Regions from separate parts of the Mus musculus genome. Here region 2 is linked to region 1. A link is a loop called in an ENCODE intact Hi-C map of the cell type or tissue named here. Cell type or tissue: left cerebral cortex. All regions are shown on one strand. Each heading gives the region's core, and the rest is flanking DNA. Links, peaks and the distances in the headings are about the cores only. Region 1 overlaps Gli2 (GLI-Kruppel family member GLI2). Region 2 has its middle 140 kb from the start of Mir6346.

The links. Peaks named below come from ENCODE experiments on the same cell type or tissue, not always from the same donor. Only the 100,000 strongest peaks of a DNase experiment are listed, where the experiment ranks them.
Region 2: it touches region 1 in a loop (5-fold over the local background); 2 of 42 quality-filtered maps call a loop at or near these places.

Annotation. Positions count from the first base shown.
Region 1 is chr1:119,014,180-119,017,090 of GRCm38, reverse strand. The region is part of intron 1 of Gli2 (GLI-Kruppel family member GLI2); the gene reads left to right. Among named protein-coding and RNA genes, the nearest start is that of Gli2, 38 kb to the left of the region's middle. In left cerebral cortex, for the core only: no CTCF peak of the experiment used is centred there; a DNase peak (open chromatin) is centred at 1,727.
Region 2 is chr1:118,809,390-118,812,300 of GRCm38, reverse strand. No RefSeq gene overlaps it. Among named protein-coding and RNA genes, the nearest start is that of Mir6346, 140 kb to the left of the region's middle. In left cerebral cortex, for the core only: no CTCF peak of the experiment used is centred there; a DNase peak (open chromatin) is centred at 1,754.

The sequences.
Region 1 (2,911 bases), core at 203-2,702:
CTTCCGGGAGGAGTTTATTTTGGCTCACAGTTGGAGAGTGTAGCTTGTTGTGCAGGAGAAGGCATGGCAGAGGCGGTGTGAAGCAGCTGCCCCCACTGTGTCTGCACTCAAATCTGAGAGAGAGAGAGAGAGAGAGAGAGAGAGAGAGAGAGAGAGAGAGAGAGAGAGAGAGAGAGAGAGGCTGGTGCTCAGCTCTCTCTATTTCCCAAGTCTGGGACCCAGCTCCATAATGATGCTGTCTATGTGTAGGAGTCTTCCCACCTCACTTAATCCAGTCTAGAGACTCCCTCACAGGCAGGCATAGGCGTTTGTTCTCTAATGAGTGTAGGGAACTCGCAAACTTGCCAGTTTTAACCATCACAGTGACCTTGAGCATGGATTGTGTTTGCTTTGGTGAGTGTGAGTGAATCCATGATGTGAGCAGCCGTGTGAACAGAGATGTACATGTAAGTATGAGCCAGTGCATGCCAGCATGCGTGTATGTGGGTGTGTATGAGGGAACCTTAGTGAGTCTGACTGAAACAGGCCAAGGGGTTGCATGAGAGATGGATGGATGGGAGCTGTAGCCGGCATCCATGTTGCCTGGGCCGGGCATGGATGTAGGGAATGGCATGAAGACCCACTAGGTGTTCTCACATCTCTGCCTGCATTTCCCTTTCCTATTTGTGTGTTTGTATGTAATGTATATGTATGTATGAATGTTTTGTATGTGATGTGGGTGGAGGCCAAGGTTGATGTTGGAAATCATCCTCTATTGATCTTCTGTTTTACTCAAAATTTTAGGCAAACCCAGAGCTTGCCCATATGGCCAGTCTTGTTAGGCAACTTGTTCTGTAGAATCCCTGATCTTCCGTGCTTTGGGGCTAGAATTCTAGGTAAGCCACGTGCAACCAACATTTATGTAGATTCTGAAGATGTTTACTGAGGTCCCCACTCTTGTGCAGCAAGCACTTTAACCACTAGACCATCTCCCCTACACCTTTCTACTGGCCTTCTCGTACTTTCCTTGAATGAGGCTAAGGTTGGTTTAGGGGCCAGGAGGCCATACAGGTACACCCACGTGTGCCAGATCATCCCGGGGCTCAGTGCAGCTGGGAGCAGAATCAGGTGCTAAGATACAATGGTGGAGTCTTGCCCGACATTTCCTCTAAGATATCCAGTTTGGGGAGACAATGGTTCGTGGCCCATGGGTGTCTAATACCCAAGACCTGACCAGTGAAGCTGTGCATTTGGAGTATAGGCTATGAGAACCCAAGTCAGGGTGGGGTATAGTACAAAGCCCAGGGTGGAGAAGACAGAGAACCTATGGAGTGTGACAGTTGCTGGGGTCTGCATCCCAAGCTGGTAGATGTAGGGCCCAGTTATAGTGGCATTGAACTTAGATGGGCAGACTGGCAGTTGGGAGGGGCAGGGCTTGTTGGTAGTAAGGTAGAAAGTACTAAATGCAAAAGAGCCACTGCCACCCCCTTGGTGGGCCTCCTGTGGCCTTATAACCTCCAGAGCTAATGGCCACAAGAGCCAGGGGTAGCCTGGCCTGGGATAGCTGGGGCTGTGCCTTGCCCTCCTCTGTTTGCTGAGAGGAACAGCTGATTGTTTCTCTGGCAGCCCAGAGCTGGCAGCTAAGACTCCTTATAGATTCTTCCTCACCTGCGACTCAAAACTCCCCTCCTCCCCTCCTAATTCAGTCCCCGAGGCCCATGCCATCACCCACACAGCCAGAGAAGGTAATTAGGGGAGCTGAGAGGGCGACCTGCCAGGTTCCCAGGGCAGGTGACGCAGGGCTGAGCCAAGCTCTGCATTCTGTGACAGACATGTAAACAGCATGCTCTGGCTGGCTCAGGGCTGTCTGTGGGACAGGTGGGTGACGCTTCGGAGTCTGCTGGGAGCTCCTCTGTAGGATGGTGAAGTCACCTCAGGAGCCATCTTCCTTGTTTAGTGGATGGACAGCAGGGTGAGGGGTGTGTCCAGGTAGCCAGGCAGGTGGTTGGCTGGAGAGCCTAGTGCTGCTCACTGTAGGCCCTCGGGGTCTCTTCTGCTTGCATGAGCTGTGACAGGGATGTCACCTGGTTGGCTTGGGAAGATGGAAGTTTTGTGAATGTCAAAGTGATTTAAAAGTTATTTTTAATTACATTGTGTGTGTGTGTGCACACTCGCATGCCACGATACATATGTTGTAGTCAGAAGAGAACCTCCTGGAGTCAGTTCGTTCCTTCCACCAGGTGAATCCTGGAGATTGGACTTAGGCTTTCAGGCCTGAGCCACTTCCCCGGGCATGCTCCTGAGTTTGCCACTGGAAGTGCTGGGTGAAGCCGCAGATATTTCAGGCTGGGTTCAGCCTACAAGTGTTCTTGTCTGGTGGACTCAGGTGGAAATGTGTAAGGGGAGGGGAGAAGGCATGTTAGAGGCTTCAGAAGCCAGGCTGTTGAATCTCCAGTAGCCCAGGCTGGCTTCAAACTTACTTTGTAATTGAGGAGAGTCTTGATCAGTAGATCCTTCTGCCTCTACCTCCCCATGCTAGGATCACAGGCACAAGCCATCCTGTCTGGTTTATGCCGTGCTGGGGATTGGATTCAGGGCTTTGTGCACGCTAGGCCAGTGCTCTGTTAATGGAGCCACACCCCTAGCCCCTGATGCTCCCGAAGACTGTCTGAGCACTGCCAAGGCTGAACAGTGGGACTGTACCACCTGTGGTTTGCTCCTGGCTTCTCTGCTTCAGCCCTAGAAACCACAGGGGTTGAACCAAGAGGAAAAAAGTTCTCTGTGGAGAAAGAACTGGTGTGAATCAGTGTGCAACAGAAGCTGGGAAATGGCAGCCATTGCCAGTGGGGTCTGTGCCTAATGTGTCTTCATTTTCTCTGCCCTACAAGAGGACTCTCCTGGTTGGATAATGATCACAAGTGACATTCATAGT
Region 2 (2,911 bases), core at 199-2,698, 200 kb after region 1:
TATGCCTGCCTCGTGGACAACATGTAGACATTGGACAGGCTTGTGGAACTTTTGCCCCTGAGTTCACTGAGAATTGATTGATAGTCTACATTGACCACATCTTTAAAAAGAAGCAAGGTTCTGGGTAGACCAGTTGGCAAAAATCTTATGGCCAGAGGCTCTTAGGAACTTTATTAGTTATTTTTTGTTCATGCTGCTGTGATAAAATACCCTGACAGGGATAACTTAAAAAAAGAAGAATGGCTTGTTTTGGCTCAAAGTCTAAGGGTACACAGTCGGTCACGGTGGGAAGGCATGGCAGCATCAGTGTGAGGAGCTGGTTACATGACAGTCAGCAAGCAGGAAGAGATGAATGCTGGTGTTCAGCAACCTTTCTCCTTTTTATTCAGTCTAGGACCCCGGACCAATGGATGCTGCCACTGACAGCTAATGTGAATCATCCCACTGCATTCACTTAATCTAAGTTATTCCTCACAGACATGCCCAGAGGGTTGTCTCTTAGAATTCAGGATCTGATCAAGTGGATCCTGGTAACCATCACAGAGCTATGATAAAATATCATGCCCAAGGCAATATATAAAAGAAAGCATCTAATTTGAGGCTTATGATTTCAGAGTGTTAGAGTCTATAATGGTAGAGCAAGATAGTTCACATCTTGATTGGGAATCATGATGCAGATTGAGAGAGAGAGAGAGAGAGAGAGAGAGAGAGAGAGAGAGAGAGAGAGACTGGGAATCGTGTGCATCTTTTGAAACCTCTAAGGTTCCCCCTAGTGACAAACCTCTTCCAACAAGGCCATATGTCCTCATCCTTCCCAAAGAGTTTCACCAACTGTGGACTAAATATTCAAACATATGAGTCTTGGGGTGGCATTCTCATTCAAACTGCCATATAAAGATGAGTGTCGGTGCCTAGCTTATATTCTTCTTTTTATTTTGAGACCTCAGCCCATAGAATGTGCTGTCCACACTTTTTATTTAAATGTTCTTCCATATAACATACTTTGATCATATTCTTTCCCCTCTCCCAATTTCTCCCAAATCACCCAACTTCATTCTTTCTTTCTCTCTCTCTCTCTCTCTCTCTCTCTCTCTCTCTCTCTCTCTCTCTCTCTCCCTCTCTCTCTCTTTCTCTCAAAACAAAACATGAAGCTATCTGACTGGCAGGTTTCTCAGTTATCATACCTCAAATTAAACATGCATACAAGGAGTTCATAGTTTTCTCCCAACTTATCTCTCTCTGAGTTTTCTTCACTGATGGAAACAGTTCAGTTTACCTAGAGCCCAGTGCTCAAAAGACTGGGAACATTCTCTGGCTTCCATGTGCTGTCATTATGGTTTGATTTGGTCATTTGCATGCCTTTGCTTCTGGTAGAATTCACTGATGACCAGCCATATAGATCTGAAGTCTTACATCTGCCATTTGAGGGAGTCTACACCTGTACAACCAATACCGCAAGTAAGATGCAGATTTTCCATCACTGGAAGTGCTCTCATCTTTCTGGTGTGTCATTCAGTTTTTCAAGGGTCAAATGAGTCCTGCATCCATGGAACCAATTGCTCTCCATCCTGAGTGTCACTGTCTCACCTACTTCTGCCCTGGATGTGCCAATCGTGTGTCAGACAGGAAAAACGCACACTGCTGCCAGCACAGGAGGCCCGTTCTCATCTAGAATTTCACTCTCCCACCTCTTCCTCCTTGTCCTCCTTTTCTCTTCCAACTTTATTTAGAAAACCAGACTCTGGTGCCTCCCCACGCCCCCAAGCCAGAGCCATAATTTAAATAGCTTAGAGACAGAGTGGGAGGGGACAGAACAGAAGGAAGGAAGAATGGAGAAGAGCCCAACACAGACTCTCCAGTGCTCACTTCTTGTCCAACCTTTTCTTGGCTGCCAGCTTCTCATCTTGCTTGCCTGCACACTTCTTGGGATCTTCAGCATTTCCTGGGTCACCCAGGATCATGGGGTCAATGATACCACTGTAGAGTCCTCCTGTGCAGTGCTATCTGACCCTCATGTATCTGAGGGCCTGGCGTGTACCTTCGTAGTTCTCCAAAAGCAGGCAGCCTGCCTCCTGGTTGAGTGCAGACACTGCATTAGATGCCTTGCCAGGCTTGGTCAGCAGCACATGTTTGATGCCCAGCTCAGTTGTCCAGTCCTGCGTGAACATGTTGGCACCGATCTCACCACAGGTATGCATGCACATATATGCACAGAGCCTTGTGTCTTGTCATTCCTCAGGTGCTGCCCACCTTACTTTTGAGAGGAGAGATATCTCACTGGTATATAGAACTCAGATTTGGCTATGCTGGCTGGCCAGAAAGCACTAGGGATCTTCCTGTCTCCACCTGCCCAGTGTTGGAATTATAAGCATGCGCCACCATACATGAATTTTTGTTACATGGGTACCTGAGGATTGAACTGAGGTTCTCATGCTTCATGCCAACCACTTTACCTACTGAACCATCTCCTCAGCTGCTCTGCAGTGTTTTTCCCATAGATCACATTGAGAAAGTTGCATCTCTTAGTCACCTCTTGAATTAGGGTCCTAATTCAAAGGAAGGGCCAGTGTAATGGATAAGTGCCCTCCATGACTGGCTGATACAGGCTGAAGGACACAGTAGCTGATCCTGTTCATCAGCACACAGGTGTCTGTGAGGGGGTCTTATTGTCTCCTCCCCACTGCCTGAAGCTCAGACTCCACAGACATGGGACCTAGAAACACCTGGTCCCCAACACATACCAGCCGCCACCCTTGCATCCAGCACTAGCCTGTGCAAAGATAGATTTATTCTACCTTCGAGTCCCTCTTGCTGAGAGCTTCCAGAAGCCCCACAGCTGGAGGGCTATTCATGTTAACCTCCTAGTTAGAAATTAAGCTCTGATCTGGAAATTAAGGATTGTAATTTAGCA